2 separate regions of the Homo sapiens genome follow, and region 1 is linked to region 2. Evidence: chromatin loops called from intact Hi-C (ENCODE). Cell type or tissue: Calu3. All regions are shown on one strand. Links, peaks and the distances in the headings refer to the core of each region. The heading gives the core; the rest is flanking DNA. Region 1 overlaps COL21A1 (collagen type XXI alpha 1 chain). Region 2 has its middle 31 kb from the start of COL21A1.

What was found. Hi-C counts contacts between places; a loop is a spot of excess contacts. Peaks named below come from ENCODE experiments on the same cell type or tissue, not always from the same donor. Only the 100,000 strongest peaks of a DNase experiment are listed, where the experiment ranks them.
Region 1: a loop joins it to region 2, with 2.8 times the contacts of the local background. A loop is called at or near these places in 2 of 110 quality-filtered maps.

The regions. Positions count from the first base shown.
Region 1 is chr6:56,152,363-56,161,530 of GRCh38, forward strand. It overlaps COL21A1 (collagen type XXI alpha 1 chain), which reads right to left. Exons shown (of 30, transcript NM_030820.4): 10 at 4,525-4,587. Among named protein-coding and RNA genes, the nearest start is that of COL21A1, 91 kb to the right of the region's middle. In Calu3, for the core only: no CTCF peak of the experiment used is centred there; a DNase peak (open chromatin) is centred at 4,549.
Region 2 is chr6:56,274,191-56,283,358 of GRCh38, forward strand. It overlaps a transcript of COL21A1 not described here and the pseudogene DHFRP6. Among named protein-coding and RNA genes, the nearest start is that of COL21A1, 31 kb to the left of the region's middle. RefSeq lists enhancers at 3,835-4,342, 5,064-5,565. In Calu3, for the core only: no CTCF peak of the experiment used is centred there; DNase peaks (open chromatin) are centred at 5,281 and 5,731.

The DNA of each region.
Region 1 (9,168 bases), core at 3,042-5,541, 120 kb before region 2:
AATGATATCTGCAAAGTTCCTTTTGCATGTAAAGTAACACATTTACAGGTCTTAAAGATTAGGATGTGGACATCTTTGAGGGACCATTATTCTTCCTACCACAGTTGTGTTTTTCTTTGAGACTACTATCAGATACTACCATAGTTATCTATATATAAAATCATACACACAGACACCAAAACACATACATGTACTAAATGAGATGAGGCAATAAATAATTCTATTATAACTTAGTCAGAGTCATAGAGTAATATCCATGAGTATTATATCAGGCTAACAATAATTCACCTCCAGTGCTTCATGCATGGGAAGATTTTTTTTTTTAAACAAAGAAAACCAAGGGCTGATAGCCTGTGGAAGGCCTGCTCAGCACTCACTTCCAAACATTACCCAGGATTTTTTTATCACTAAAAAGAAGACCTAAATAATTTAGCAGTGCCATCTGGGAGCTCTGTGTCATTATTAGGCATGAGCAGATGACATCAGTGTGTGAACTGCATTGGCTCTGGAGTCAGTACAGCACTTCAGCTGCCAGTCACAGAAAAAGTAGGTCCCAGGAAAGGGGTCTGCAGGCTAAGGAGGCTCACATTTATAAAACTCAGCTCACCCAGTGTAATTAGGGCGAAACTCACATAGGACCTCAGGGAAGTATCTTCAGTGAGATTAAAGAATTGCAGTGAGGAAATGCAATAAAGTCATATGACATCTTAAGTAAAAGTGAGAAAGGAATGGGTTATAAGGGAAATTATAAGGCAAATGTTGGCATATAATGGGGGTCGAAGATAAATACAAAAGAGGAGAGGTTAGGTTTGGAGTCTATTCCTTCAATTCAATTTCATTCAAATAGAAGCTGTCTTATGATAATTCCCTCAATTAAATTCCCCCAAAATAGCCTACTTAGCTATTTCAGTGCTATCAGCTTGACTTCTGTCTCATATAAAGATTTAATTGCCCACACTCTCCATCCAGGCCAAGCTCTACTTTTCTAACTAGAATCAACGCCCTCCAACCTGCCTATGGATTTTCCTCCTGAAAATATCCCCTATCTTCCAAACTTTCATTTTTTTCTTTTGCCTCATTTTCATCATTATAAAAACATGCTACAATATCTCCCATTTTTTAAAAACCCTGACTTTAAAACATTGCCCCAATTCTACTGCTCTGGGTCTCTGCTTCCTTTTATATCTCTCAGAAAAAAAAAAAATCTACATTCACTTTCACCATTTTTCTTATCTCCCTCTCTGTGCTTAATTCATTTCAATCTGTTGTTTGTACTACCCTCCCTGAAATCCTACTCATCAAGGTCCTCAAATACTCCTGTGTAGCAAATCCATGGTCTAGTCTAGGCTTCATTCTTCTGGATCTCTTGACAACAATAACACACCTAATAGGATGACACTTCCCTGGTTTTCCTCCCATCTCACCGATAAGTCCTTCCCAAATTCCTGGGCTGGACCCACTTTCTCTTTTTCACCTGTAAGAGAGCCCTGTGGTCAGTCCCCTGCCACCTTCTCTTCTCTATTTATTTGTATTCACTTCCTAAGTGATCTCATCCACTCTCATGGTTTTGCATACATCTGCATGAAAATAAGTCCCAACTGGCCACCTCCAACCTGTCCAAAAATATAGTCCCAATTCCCCCCTGCTATGGTTTGGATGCTTGCCCCCTTGAAAATTCACATTGAGATTTAATTACTATTGTAACAGTAATAATATGTGGGGCTTTAAGAGGTAGTTAGGTCATGGAGACACTTATTGTGGGAGTGGGTTAGTTACCAAGGGAGTGAATTCTTGATAAAAAGGATGACTGACCCCCTTGTTCTCCTGCTCACTCCCACTCCACTACCTCTCACTCACACTCTCATCTTGTGATAATTTCTGCCAAGACCTTGCCAAATACTAGTGTCATGCTCTTGGACTTCCCAGCCTGCAGAATCATGAGCCAAATAAACCTTTCTTTATAAATTACTTAGTCTGTGGCATTCTGTTATGCAACAGAAAATGGACTAAGACATGTCTATAAAACTTCTGTCTCCCCCAGTCTTGCCCAGTACAGTAAATGGCACCACAATTCACCCAGTTGCTCAAGCTATACTCCTTTGATTCTTCTTTGATTCCTCTCTTCCTTTCATATCCTATATCTAAATTTGCTAGCAATTCTAGTCAGCTTTCCATTAAGAATAACCCAGAATCTGACTACTTCTCCATTCTCCCACCGTATCACCCTAGTACAAACTACTCTTACCACTCACAATCATGAAACAACCTCCTGCATAGTCTCCTTTCTTCTACTCTTGCCCCCATATAATCTACTCTCCAAATAGCATTTATATTTATCCTTCTAAATCATAAAACAGATCAAATCACTGTCTTTCTCAAAGTCCCTAAGTAGATTGCCCTCACACTCTGAATCCCTGTGTGTCAGCTGAAAAAATGCTGCCCCAACAACCACACAACATCACCTTAGCTCTCTGCATTTCCAGGTGGCTACCACTTTTGTTTACCCCTTCAGCCTCCCTACTTTTTAAGAAAAAAAAAATTTCCCCAAGTTTGCTTTCTTTTTTCTTTTTTGAGTTCAGGGGTACATGTGCAGGTTTGTTACATAGGTAAACTTGTGTCATGGGGATTTGTTGCACAGATAATTTCATCACCCAGGTATTAAGCCTAGTACCCATTAGTTATTATTCCTGACCCTCTCCCCCCTCCCACCTTCCACCTTCCAATAAGCTCCAGTGTGTGTTGTTCTCCTCTATGCGTCCATATGTTTTCATGATTTAGCTCCCAGTGATAAGTGAGAAGATGCAATATCTCATTTTCTGTGTTAGTTTGCTAAGGATAATTAACCTCCCTTTTTGGATAATCTTTCTCTAGAGAGGTTTACCTGTTTATCCATCCTCTTCCCATGCAGCACATTTCCCTAGTATAAAAAGCCTCAGCACATTACTACTTCTTCAAAATCTGGCTAGTTGTGGTTTTTTTTGTTTGTTTGTTTTATTTCTTGTTTTTTAATTTCTTAGGAAATCTCTCTCAGGAACTTAAGCAACTCTTTCATCCTCATGGTTAAGGTATTGATGATTTCACATTATATCTATGGTTCTTTCATTCCTCGAACAATTTTGATTCACAATGTAAACATTCCCACTCTTTCGTGGTAAGAATTAATGCCTCATGATAAAGAAAATCTCAGGAAATGCTTCATTTTGGTGACAATTATAATTTGACATTCAAACATTCAAAAGCTAATTCCTTTTCATTTTATTTTGAGACAGACTTTTGTGCTGTCACCCAGGCTGGCATGATCTCAGCTCATGCAGCCTCCGCCTCTCGTGTTCAAGTGATTCTTGTGCCTCAGCCTCTTAAGTAGCTGGGATTATAGGTGTGTGCCACCACACCCAGCTAATTTTTGTATTTCTTTTTTTTAATAGAGATGGGGTTTCACCAAGTTGGCCAGGCTGGTCTCAAACTGCTGGTCTCAAGTGATCCACCCACCTAAGCCTTGTGAATTGCTGGGATTATAGGCGTGAGCCACCATGCCCAGCCAAAAGCTAATTCTTCGTGTTTACTCTTATAAACATGCTGATAGTGACTTAACTGTAAATATTTGCCTAAAGTGCTTTAAAGTTGATTTATGTTCCCTTTACATCTCTAAGTTTCCTTGAGCCTTAGAGGATATTGTATTTTTTAGTCAGACTATAAATATATCCCAGTGTATACATTATTAGGAAAATAACATTACCTTTAAAAGTGTTTTTAATTTGAAAGCTTCCACAGATGTGCAGAGAAAAGACAATAGAATTTCTAAAACCAGCCCTTCATGATACTGAGAACTCACTGGACAATATTTTCTTTGCAGCAAAGATGTATGCAATTTTGAAGTAAGATAACTAAAAGCTGACTAGAACACTAACTCTCTTCCCAAGCTGGCCTTAACATTCTCTTCAACTTGACTAAACTTAGGCAGCTTTCTTCCTGACTGTGGATCCCTGACCTCCCTTTTCCTTAGAGCATTTGCTTTAGAGGACTTAAAATTGTAAATTCCTTCTCTGCTCCTCTGAAATGTAAATACTCTAAAAAGCTACTTGTCAATTTTATAACCCAGAAATGTCTTTCTCAAGGACCTGAGAGCCACCCCTTTGAAATGTAATCATCAAGGAAGATAGTGTCCCCACTATCTTCCAGTCTGTGAGGGAGGGTGTGTACCTAACTTTGATGAGCACCAATTAGTAAAGGGAGATGGCCTGATCACAGAGGAAAACATTTGCAAACTGTGGAATAACTCAATGTGCTTAAGCCTATACTGATCAACCTCCCATCTAAAGTCCTCTACTACTTTTCCATTAACTTGTCCTAGTGCTCACACACCCTAGCTCCTTTCGTTCCAACAGAGTTGAGTTCAGTCTCTCCTTCCTATGGCAGCAGTCATGAATAAAGCTTTCCTTGTCTGTTTAGATTTGCTCAGCAAAACTTTTACTTTGACACTGTAATCCCAGATATACCGGAGATGACTAAGCTTTCAGTACTCACAGGCTTACCATCTTGACCAGGTTGTCCAGGGTAGCCAGGGTTCCCAGGCAGTCCAGGGTCACCCTAAGCAGGAAGCAAACAAACTTTTGAGTACAAAACAACCAGCCACATTGGTGCAGTCAGGATCAATAAAAGTTCAAAACCAATTCCATTATTTGAGGTTTTTTGTATGTTAAAAACAAAAGTAAAAAAAAAAAGCCATATTTTAAATGCTTACTTAATAAATAATGCATTTTATTATACTGAACTTTCAATGATTTATTTATGTGACCACACCAAGTATAACTATAGCAAGTAAAGTATTTTCCACTGATGCAAAATATGCACATTTATGGTAGGATACATTTTTAGAATTCTGAACGAACTGTAAAGTGACATAGCAAATATGGTCTCCATGATAGCAATATTTGACTCATAAGACTTTTTTTTTTTTTTTTTTTTTGAGATGGAGTCTTGCTCTGTCACCCAGGCTGCAGTGCAGTGATGCGATCTCGGCTCACTGCAACCTCCACCTTCTGGGTTAAAGAGATTCTCCTGTCTCAGCCTCTCGAGTTGCTGGGACTACAGGCATGTGCCACCATATTCAACTAATTTTTATATTTTTAGTAGAGATGGGGTTTCACCATGTTTGCCAGTCTGGTCTTGAACTCCTGACTTCAAGTGATCTGTCTGCCTCAGCCTTCCAAACTGCTAGGTGAGCCACTGCACCCAGCCTATAGACTTAATTATATCGTATAGGTTCTACATATATAGATATCGATGTCCTATAATACAACTTAACTCATATTTATTTTAAAAATAGTCTGTAGACCATGTGATCTCTCATGTAGAATTCAAGTTTAAAGCTGCATGACTATCATTTCTTTCAATCCTGTAAGTGTGTTGCTGTGTTACTGTCTATACTTGCAATCTCAGATTAACATAATATTACTATGAGAGCAAGGCCCAGGCCAAACAACCCTATTCCAAGTCCCATAATTCTTGAATACATGTAATATTTAAATGAAGAAAAAAAACTTTATCCTCAAAAACCTAAGATCTTTAAAGAACACTGTTTAATACCACATGGCAATGAGCTCAGTCACACTCTATGGAACTCTTGCGTGTTGCCCAATGGCCAGTACTGACCATTCAGATGGTCACCATCCATGTAAAAAAAACATGAAAGCAACACTTTTTGTGAGGTGAGGGTGTTTTATAATTTAATTCTAAAAAATACTAAAAAATATCATAGGTATCTATCTCTGAATTCGTGAAGTCTAAATGGAGCATCCTGCTGAAAAATATGAAGTCACTGCCGTAAGTATCAGGGTGTTCCTATATAGATGCACATGATTTCTATTAATTCTTCACTCGTGGGTTTTTTCTTTTTTTTTTTTCTTTTTTTTTTTTTTTTTTTTTTCTGAGATGGGGTCTTGCTTTGTCACCCAGACTGGAGTGCAGTGGTGTGATCACAGCTCACTGTAGCTTCAACCTCCCAGGCTCAAGTGATCCTTCCACCTCAGCCTCCCAAGTAGCTGGGGTTACAGGTACAAGCCATCATGCCCAGCTAATTTTCATATTTTTTGTAGAGGTGGGGTCTCATATGTTGCCCAGACTGGTCTTGAACTCCTGGGCTCAAGTGATCCTCCCTCCTCAACCTCCCAAAGTGGTGGTATTACAGTTGTGAACTACTGAGCCTGATCTCTTTACTATTTTTTATCAAGAAATCATTCACATAGAAATCAGTCACCTACCCTGTGATTAAGGGTACTATTACAGAGCCAAATTTCATGGAAATACTACTTCAGACTCCTGGCTAGGGAAATTTGTTCCTGAAACAACAGGAAAAAAAATGGAAAGAACTAAGTGAACTCTAATAAGGAACCAATAAAGCAGGGATGAGCTGTTCACTTAGCAGCTGCCCCCCAAGAGGCTTAGCTTGAGGAAAGGCTTGAGAAGAAGGGAAATGTCATTTTTAAAAGACAGAAAGAAGAGCCGTAAATCCAAGGGGGGAAAATAATGCTGAACCATGTAATGTCTCGCTGAATAAATGTAATTTGTAATTCTAATCCAAGGACTTGCAGTGGTGGCTGGGCATTAGGAAACAACTTTCTGTGTCTCTAGGGAGTTAGAATTTCTCTCTTGTTTTGAGAAGGTGCACATTAATCTCCAGCCTCCCTGCCATCCTTCCTTATCCATGTGCTGATTGGACTTGCTGCCTTTCAAGAAATTCCATGTTTTTCTTTTCCCTGGAATAAATTTTCCTCTTTTTCCACTCTAGAGTTAATAAGAGAAAATTATCCTCACTGCAACTTTCTTACTCCATTTTTTCCTGGTGTCTTTTTCTACTGAAATGCTATGATAGCTCTTAAATCACTTATTCATAACTAGTGTTTTCTCAAAGTTTTCCCTTGGTTAGTCTTCATTTATCACTTGGATTGAGACTGTAGCAAAGTCTGAATTACATTTTTTTTTTTTTTTTGAGACGGAGTCTTGCTCCGTCACCCAGGCTGGAGTGCAATAGCATGATCCTGGCTCACCACAACCTCCACCCCGCAGGTTCAAGTGATTCTCCTGCCTCACCCTCCCAAGCAGCTGGGATTACAGGCATGCGCCACCATGCTCAGCTAATTTTTATAATTTTAGTAGAGACAGGGTTTCGCCATGTTGGCCAGGCTGGTCTTGAACTCCTGACCTCATGATCCATCCACCTCTGCCTCCCAAAGTGTTGGGATTACAGGTGTAAGCCACCATGCCTGGCCTTACTTTTTTTTTTTTTTTTTTTTGGTACAATGCTGGGTATCAAGTAGAGATTCAATAACTACTTTTTGTCTGATATGCTTCAAATACAATCTGTCATTTACCCACTCATTTGTAGAATATCAATTATCAGCAAAACCTAAGATATCAAAAGGATTTGACAGGGTTTAATCTCTATCATCATCAGGCTGAAATAAAAATTTGGCACGGAAAAGGGACTTGTGCTTTTTATGCTGCATACAATTATAAAAAAGATATTTAATAATAATGTTTTCAGTTAATCAAAATTAAGTTCCCAAATGAAAAAATTACCCACAAGATAAATCCAATGTGACTTCATAAAGACTGGTCAACAGTCTTTATGACACTGGTCAACAGCCCCAAGAAGAAAATAATTTCTTGTAGGTTCTGCTATTGCTGTTAGATTTTACTGGTTATTTTGATTATTGCTGTCACTAAGTTATTCGCAAAAACTCAGGTAGGTTTGGTATTGTTCCTATAAAACTGGAAGAATAAAGTAAAATCCTAATTAATTTAGCTGACTGGAGAGAAAGCCAATTTTATTACTGTTAATAAAAGCTGACACTCAACCTTTATTGACTGTTATGTGCTAAGCACTGGTCCAACAGATTTGCATATATTGAGTTAGCGAATTCTCGTAATAATCCTATGAAGCAGATACTTTTATTATTCCCATTTTCTGTGTAGGAAAACTGAGGGCCAGGAAAGTTAGGTAAGTTGCCTGAGGTCACACAGCAGTGATAGAGATGGGATTCAAATCCAACCAGTTCCACTCCAGGGTCCAAGCTCCTAAACACTACCATTCCTGTCCACAATAATACACTGATCAGAACCAGACTGAAGAATGCTAGAAAATTTAATATGGAAAAAAAAATTCCCCAATACATTAAATTAGACACATGACTTATTATTATAAAACTGTGACTAAATTCCCAATCCACCTTATTCTAATTTAGTTGAAACAATTGTACATTTTGAGTTTTCAAAAATATGTACTCAGCTGAAAAGCAGTATCTATTTATGTTTGTTTGAATTTGTGCCACAGGATTTTTAAGTTGTTGACAGGAGTGGAAATGTCATGGACTAAACTAAAACATCTCTGAATATGGTCTCTTAAGTAATGTAAATATAAATAAAGTAAGAAAAAGTTATGTTTATAAAAATAAGCTAATATTTTAAGTTGTTCATCCAAGGCAAAACTTTGGAATACTTCATATAAGTCCAAATACGACGTTTGTAAGCCTTCATTTCAAAAAACCTTACGCCTTCATGCTACCCCTCTGGTCTCCACAAGAGCATCTGACCTAAGACCTATTCCATTCTCGAAAATCAACCTCTTTCCTCCCTCAGAACCCAAGTACCACTCCCTGAATCTAGGAGGACTCTACTCAGTCTGAAAAATTTTAACATAAAAATGTAAATGCCCTTGGCCCTTGAAATTTTCCAAAGGCTTTTGTGTTTAGACAGAGGGTACCTTGATAGTCCCAATGAATCTCTAATTGGCAAAATTACTAGGGTGTAACAAAGGCTATCAACAGAGATATGGCTATAGTAAAATGGTATCTCAGAGCAAAGAAGTTATTAAAAAATTGTCCTAACCTAAAAAAGACAAAAATGTCTTCTTTCCACTTCTGACCTAATACATCTAACGTTTCAGGTTAGAGCAAATGTAGGAGTTTGTTACCACAACTGTTCCTCTGGCTACTGAAGCAGGGGAAGAAGCTGTTATTTGCATGCACGGGTCATTTGAAAGGAAGTTATCTGCAAGCTGGGGTGGACCTGGATCTTTCTCGCAGAACAGAAGCGCGTTCCATATAGGTTAAATGGGGGGAGGGGTGGATCTTATTGTTTTGACAATTTCACAATTCCTTTAACAAAAAG
Region 2 (9,168 bases), core at 4,316-6,815:
AGAGTAGGCATTGAAGTAACTTATGTCAAAATAATAGGAGCCATCTATGACAAACCCACAGGCAACATCATACAGAATGGGCCAAAGCTGGAAGCATTCCCCTTGAGAAGTAGAACAAGACAAGAATGCCTACTCTCACCACTCCTATTCAACATAGTACTGGAAGTCCTAACTAGAGCAATAAGGCAATAGAAAGAAATAAAAGGCATCCAAATAGGAAAAGAAGAAATGAAACTATCTCTCTTTGCTGATGATATGATTCTGTACATAGAAAACTCTAAAGACTTTGCCAAAAGGCCTAGAACTGACAAATGACTTCAAAAAAGTTTCAAGACATAAAATCAATGTAAATTTCAGTAGCATTTCTATACACCAATTACATTTAAGCTAAGAGTAAAACCAAGAGAACAACATCATTTACAATAGCTACACACAAAAAAGAAAAATGAAATACCTAGGAATACAGTTAACAATAGGGGTGACAGATCTCTACAAGGAGAACTACAAAATACTGCTGAAGGAAATCAGAGATGAAACAAAAAAATGGAAAAATATTCCATGCCTATGGATTAAAAAATCAGTATTATTAAAATGGCCATACTGTCCAAAGCAAATCATAAATTTAATGCTATTCCTATCTATGTCATTTTTCACAGAATTAGAAAAAACTATTCTAAAATTCATATGGAACCAAAAAAAAAGCCCAAAGAGCCAAAGCAATCCTAAGCAAAGAGAATAAATCTAGAGGCATCACAGCACTTGACTTAAAACAATACCATAAAGCTACAGTAACCAAAACAGTATGGTACTGGCACAAAAACAGTCACTTAGACAAATGGAACAGAATAGAGAACCCAGAAATAAAGTCCCACACTGCAACCATCTGATCTTTGTCTAAGCTGACAAAAAACAAGCAATTAGGAAAGGACTCCCTATTCAGTAAATGGTGCTCAGATAACTGACTAGCCATATGCAGAAGACTGAAACTGGACCCCTGCCTTTCATCATATATGAAAATTAACCCAAGATAGATTAAAGATTTAAATATAAGACCTCAAACTATAAAAATCCTAGAAGAAAACAGGAGATACCCTTCTCTACATTGCCCTTGACAAAGAATTTTTGGCTAAGTCCCCAAAAGCAATTGTAACACAAACAAAAATTGACAACTGGGACCTAATTAAATTAAAGAGCTTCTGCACAGCAAAATAAATGATCAATAGAATAAACAAACAACCTACAAACGGGGAGAAAATATTCACAAACTGTGCATCTGACAAAGGTCTAATATCCGGAATTTATAAGGATCTAAAACAAATCAACAAGGAAAAAAACAAATAATCCCGTTAAAAATGGATAAAAGACATGAACAGATACTTCTCCAATGATGAAATTGTATAAGCAGCCAAGAACCATATGAAAAAAAGATGCTCAACATCACTAATCATCAGAGAAATGCAAATCTAAACTACAGTGAGATAGATACCATCTCACACCAGTCAGAATGGCTATTATTAAAAAGTCAAAAAATGACAGATTCTGGCAATGCTATGGGAAAAGGGCATGCTTATACACTGTTGGTGGGAATACAAATGACTTCAGCGACTGTAGAAAGGAGTTTGGAGATTTGTCAAAGAATTTAAAACAGAGCTACCATTTGACCCAGCAATCTCATTATTGGGTACATGAAGAAAGAAAAATAAATCATTCTACCAAAAATATACATGTATGTGTATGTTCATCCCTGCACTATTCACAATAGCAAAGACATGGAATCAATCTAGTGCCCATTAACAGTGAATTGGATGAATCAAATGTGGTATATACACACCACAGAATCCTATGCAGCCATAAAAAAGAGTGAAATGTCCTTTCCAGCAACATGGAGGCAGCTAGAGACCAAAATCAGAGGCAAATTAACACAGGAACAGAATGCTAAATACCACATGTTCTCACGTATAAGTGGGAGCCAAACATTGTGTACACATGGTAAAGATGGGGACAATAGACACTGTGGATTACCAGAGGGGAGAAGGAGGAACATGAGTACGGGTTGAAAAACTGTCTATTGGGTACTATACTCAGTACTTGGGTGATAGGTTCAATCATACCCCAAACCTCAGCATCATGCAATAGAGCTTCAATATACCCCTGCAACAAACCTGGACATGTACCCCTGCATCTCAAATAAAAGTTGAAATAATTTTTAAAAAGGTTTCCTGTTTTGATCTTTTTTTTTTAAAGTCAACAAAAGTCTTTCTTTCTAATGTAAAAATACATACTTTTTTCAGAGAGAGGGGGAACAACTTAAAATAAACCAGAAAACACCTTCATATTAATCATTCTTCTTATATACTTCAAATTTGTACTTAATGCCTTTCTCCTCCTGGACATCAGAGAGAACGCCAGGGTATTCTGGCAGAAGTTTATATTTCTCAAAATCAATTTCTGGAAAACACGTGTCACTTTCAAAAGTCCTGCATGATCCTTGTCACAAATAGTTTAAGATGGCCTGGGTGATTCACGGCTTCCTTATAAACAGAACTGCCATCAAGTATCCAAATCATCTCTACTTTATTTGCTAATTCTGGTTGTTCAGTGAGTTGTGTTTTTTTTGTTTTTTTTGTTTTTTTTTTGAGACAGAGTCTCGCTCTGTCGCCCAGGCTGGAGTGCAGTGACGCGGTCCAGCTCACTGCAAGCTCTGCCTCCCGGGTTCACGCCATTCTACTGCCTCAGCCTCCCGAGTAGCTGGGACTACAGGCGCATGCCGCCACGCCTGGCTAATTTATTTTTATTTTTATTTTTATTTTTAGTAGAGATGGGTTTTCACAGTGTTAGCCAGGATGGTCTCAATCTCCTGACCTCATGATCCGCCCGCCTCGACCTCCCAAAGTGCTGGGATTACAGGTGTGAGCCATCACACCCAGCCGGTTGTTCAGTAAGTTTTGTTTTTTTGTTTTGTTTTGTTTTATACTTTAAGTTCTAGGGTACATGTGCACAATGTGCAGGTTTATTTCATATGTATACATGTGCCATGTTGGTGGGCTGCACCCATTAACTCGTCATTTACATTAGGTATATCTCCTAATGCTATCCCTCCCCACTCCCCTCAACCCACGACAGGCCCCGGTGTGCGATGTTCCCCTTCCTGTGTCCAGGTTTTCTCATTGCTCAATTCCCACCTATGAGTGAGAATATGTGGTGTTTTGATCTTTATGTGAGAAATTAAATTCTTTAATACTTGAACCATTATACATTTGGAGACTTGTTTGTTACTGCAGCTAGCATACATCACTCTAGCAGGTATTGTCATTTAATCAAGAGGTATTTTCATTAGCACTACTATGTATGCATAATAACTACCAAATACACTAAATAGTCATTCCTGTTAAGAGTGGCACCATAATTTATAAAAATATACCAATTCTTGTAGATATTTTACAACTGTGTAGCAGATTTTTTAAATGTCCTTAACTCCTTGATCTTAGAAATCCACATATTTTAAATCACATTTTGGGTAAGTCATTCAGATATTAAACATTCTCAGTGAAATTTGCAAATACTAAATAAATTACAGATAAGCATGTGAACCATAAAAATGTTAGTAATAGTTGGTGAATTCAAGTGAGACAGAAAGGTGGTTATTAAGATACAGACTTAACATGTATATTTCTGACAAAGGAACAGTATTTGTACTAATTACACAAATGCATGGGAATCCTACTTAAATCATAATTTGTTAATTCTCATATGTTTTTATATAATTTTGGTCAACATTAAAGACTCCTGGAACATCTTTCATTTGCTGAAGCATAAAATAATGATATTGTTCAAAGTGGCAAGTTTTTTCCTGCAAATCTGGTCTTTATTTCAAAACAACTTTGGATATTTTGTGCCACTTAGATTGGAATTGTTTCTGTATATTTTCTCTCTGGCAAACACAGAAGTAAACAAGTGCCAGAAACGCTCATCTTTCCTTTCCCATAAGAATTCTTACCACCATTATCCACACCCTGGAGCATTAGACCCGCTTTATTCAGTTTATGTGAATAGGCTAAAATAAATGGTGGGATGTTTAAACAACTGTGAGATAACTGCCTGGGGGTTACACTTAATGATCTCCAAAAGCATTCCAGCTGACACATCCCTGTGTACAAGCCAGAAGGGAGCAAAAGGTTTGACAGTAGGGGGTTGAAGAGGAGAGAAAAAAAGCTCTTTTGTATAAGCGCTTCATTCTTTGTCCTCTCATTCTCTCATTCTGTGTGGCCTGTGGAGGGGCCTATAAACACTGCATACCCCACCATTCCCCAAATGAGCTAAAGTCTTCATATGGCCCAAGACACTTCTTTCTTCCCATTCCCTTTTTTCCTTTCCTTCAGATATGCACTTTATAAAATAAGCATATTTGTGCATTCATGCAGCATGGTATATTTTACAAAGCTCTTTCACATCTGTTTTCACTGATCTCTAGAACAACTCTTTGGCTGAACAGATCATGGTCACAATCAGATGAAGAAAATGAGGCTCATGGCAGCAATTTCCCCATGTCACACCGATTGGTGGTGAATGATTGAACCTGTGTTGGAACCTCCACATACCTCATTAAACACCCCACTAAATATGCAAATATCTTCATCTCTCTAAACACCTTCCTTCTTGAAAGAGTAATGAAATACTCTAATTTCCTTGTCCTTAGATAAATTATGCTCATGCATGAGAATGAAGTTGCTTAGGCTGAGCTAGGGATTAGTGAGGGTAGAATGAGGCTGAGATAGATTCAATGGCTTGTGATATGTTTGGATCTGTGTCCCCACCCAAAGCTCATGTTGAATTGTAACCCCCAATGTTGGAGGTAGGGCCTGGTGGGAGGTAATTGGATCACAGAGATGTTTCTCATGAATGGTTTAGCACCATCCTCTTGGTGCTGATCTCCTTATAGTGAGTGAGTTCTCATGAGATCTGGGTGTTTAAAAGTGTTAGCACCTCCCACCTCACTCTTGTTCTTGCTGCACCTGCCATATTTGACACCTTGCTCCCCCTTTGTCTTCTGCCATGATTGTAAGTTTTCTGAGGCCTCCCCAGAAGCCAATCAGATGCCAGCATAATTTTTCCTGTACAGCCTGTGGAACTGTGAGCCAATTAAATATTTTATTTATAAATTATCCAGTCTCAGGTATTTATTTACAGCAATGTGAGAACTGACTAATACAGTTTGTGGTGAAGTTGGCTGCTAGGCATCTTTGCCTGGGACTCCTGTAGTTCCTGGAATTGCTGATAGCAACAGCAGGGGCCAGAATGTCTTTCTCTTGGCAATCAAGCAGCAGCCTCTCCTTTCCAATGCAGCTCTCATGAGGCCCATTCCATTCCAATTGTCAGATTTGATAACTCAAGGATTGTGCAGGAAAAATTCTGGAAATACTTAAGGGTGACTCAGAAATCTCAGGTGCAAAATAAAAGCTGCATTCATTTAATCACTTAAAAAATCAAGTGAGGTGCTTAAATGAGTCTTTGTGAATGTTGATTAACAACATTGTCTGTCAGCTTTGAACCAGAAAGATACACTAGTGAGAACACTGAGATGCCATCTCTTCTTCTGACTACCAGTGTCAGATAGCTTTGCATCTTGACTATGTGATTCAGATGATAACTTTCCCTTTATCTGTAAGACTACCAACCTCCTTCAGTAATCTAGGTTAATGTTTAATAGCAATGCAAGGAAGTTAAGCCTGATAAATCACCTAGTCCCTCAGTGACTCATCTGAATGCACTTCCTCCCCTCCTTTACCCTCCTCTTCCTCACTGTGGTAAATACACACATACAGACACACACAGAACACAAAAAGCTACCATCTTTCACTACATACGTTACCTTCCAAATAATGTTTTACTTACCTACAATCCACAAGTTGTACATCTCCTATTTATTTAATCATTTTTTTCATTGATTCAATGAATATTTATTGTGTTCAGTTCATACCAAGGACTCATCTAGGACACCTAATTTCAGTTCCACAAGCTTTTCCTGTGGGATTCCTTTACAAATATTCTTGCTAATATCATTCCTTCAACAAGTATTGACTAAGTCCTGAACTATCAAGAAATAAGTTTGGATAGATGGCACAGGACCAGGCTTTTATTGCTCGATTCTGCTTCCTTCCAAGTTTTTCAACGCTTCTCCAAATTCCTGATATTATTATGGATTCTTTGCACAACTGAATGCAGCTCAGTGTAACTATCACTCATGGAGCCTCCACTCTCAGCCAAGCACTGACCTGGCCCGCTGGAGATGAAAAGTGAACAAGACACTATTCCTACCCTTGAGGGGCTCACCTGTCTTTATGGTGAGTAAAGCGCTACCAGAAAAGCCCAATCAAGGACTCTGAGCATATAAGAAAGGAAGAAAGATGGAAACACTTGTGGCTTGCATACTTCTTGACCAGGCCAGGAATGTAGCACACAATCTTTTGTATGAAAGAGATTTATTCTCATCACTTTACAGATCAGGAAACTGAGCCTTATAGGGTCGAAACAATTCACCCTGGCTGGGCACAGTGGCTCACGACTATAATCCTAACACTTTGGGAGGTCAATGTGGGTGGATTATTGAGCCAGGAGTTCAAGACCACCCTGGGCAACATGGTGAAACCTCATCTCTACAAAAAATAAACACACACACGCAAAATAGCTGGGTGTGGCGGCACATACTAGAGGGGCTGAGGTAGGAGGATCACTGGAGCCTGAGAGGTTAAGCCTGCAGTGGGCCATGACTGTGCCACTGCACTCCAGCCTGGGCGACAGACAGAGACCCGGTCTCAAAAAATAAAGATAAAAAAAGTAATTTACCCAAATCTGCCTGACTATAAAGCCAGTGTCCATCCTACTACACCACACTTTCCTATGATCCTCACAGCTCAACATCTCAAACCCCTGTCTTCCCTCCAGCTTTCATATCCCAAGTATTCCTATTCCTAATTCCTAATTGGAAAGACATCAGAAACAGGACCACAGCCTAGCATGTTTGGGCTGACAGAATAAAAGAAAATGAGAGCTTTCATATGTCTTTGAAGATCATTGCCTTTCAATGAACTATGATAATATCAAATAACAGTTATAAAGTTAGAGTTTACAATGCCATTTCACATTTAAGTCATAAATAGTAAAAACTGCAAGAGGGTACTAAGAACATGTTTCGTCCTTTTTACATATAGTTAGCATGGCAATGAGGAAAAGCAAAAAGGTAACAGTGGGCATCACCCCAACCACCACTATTATCATTATCATCAACCTCAACAAGCAGAAAATGTTCCATGAGATTTAGATGCCAAGAATACTTCCAGAATTTTATAATTTTACTTACCTACAAAGTAAAATATCAAATTCTGCTGATATTCCTCCTCCTTGCATAGTGGATGAATGTTTCACCATTACAGTATGGATTTGTCTGTCTCTTTCTTTATCCCCATTAGCTTTGTGCTGCTAATCTGAAGCATCACTTCCATGGCCTGTGATTTGAGTGGTTGCCTCTAGATCTCAGTTTGAAAAATTAAGAAATAATAGAAATACCTGATCCTTGTATTAATTGAGCATCGACTAGGTAGAAGACTGAGTACAGGCATATATTAGATGGCATCTGGTCACAAGAGATAAAGCCTATAATTAAATAACTCATCACCACAAGAAGAAGTTGTGTCATAAGAAAGATATAGAAAAATACATTCTAAGAAGCTTGAAAAGGAGAAACAGTGAATTCCAGAAAAACTTAGGAAATTTTTGTCAATACCAAATAAACTTTGCTGTGAGACGATGTGTCAAGAGTGGGTTTTTTAGAATTGCTATTTTCTATGTGGTAAGTTTTCATTCGAAATATTTTTGGAGAAATATTAAAAGCACTGGTGCCTTCAAATTTCAGGTATGTCAAATAAGCAACTATTGGTTGGGGTCATACACAAAAGTCTGTATTTCTAGACTAGAAAATCACCTTAGGAAGCCTTTCTATTAATTACCATCAAAATTTTGTTACAGTTGTAGGTATCATGAGGATTTCAATAGAATTCTAAAGAATTTTAAAAATGGGAAATTTTAAGCTGGAGAAGGTAAACAAGAAATTTGTTCCTGTTGAGGAATGGTAGTAAATTTCTTCTTGTACATTAAGATTTTGTTTTTTCTCATACGCATGGTTTTTTCATAATAACAAAAAATAATTTTATAGCAAATATTCCCAGAAAAAAACTAAAATTACAGACAAAGGTACAAGGACTAGAGCCACACATACTATTGTTCTATTATTATGAAATATGTTCAGTCAGATGAAGAGGCCTGGATGCCAGATACACCATATAAATAATTCAAAGTTTGTCTATCATATGTTTACCATGGGAAAGCTCCTCTGTGGTCAGAACAGCATGCAGAACATTGCACAGCCTGAAAACTTCTGCCAGATGCATTGTTTGAGGGTTTTATTAAATAAATCAAATCCAGACACCTTTGTCTTACACAATTTTCAATATAGAAAAGCTTCCCAAGAAATGTATAAGTCAATTGTAATCATCTTGCAAAGACACATATTATCTACACACACTTTACCTGGATGATAGATTTGTCCCCCAACAAGAACAATCATTTCTTATCCAGTATGTAAGATTCCCCACTACTGAAAATCACATTCAAACCTATTGTATGGCCACTTGAGTTAATAAACTCCTGTTTGTAAAAATTGTGTCAATAGTCTCCTGAATTACTATTAAGTTTTAATGGCCTTCTCAGCATAGATGTACTTATTTGAAGTAATCCTTCATATTTAAAGAAACATTGAAGGAACTTCTATTACAATAATGAGATGTTATAGAAATATGTATGCAAAATACAGTCTAACACAATAAATACATTCAAAAAAATTTTAAGTAACTTAGCAATCTGTATAAAAAGACTTTCTGAAGTAAGGACACTTTAACCCAGTAATTCCACTTTTAACTATCTATCTTAAGGGAATCAAGACTTGCATAAAGATTTATGTGCAAGGTTCTCAGTGTAGCATTATTTGTAAAAGCAAAAAAAAAATGTCCAACAAGGAACTGTGGCCAAAAAATTATTATAAATAAATGTATTAGAATAATATATAGTCATTAAAATGGTTTTTTGACAAATATTTAACCATGTAGAAAAAAAATC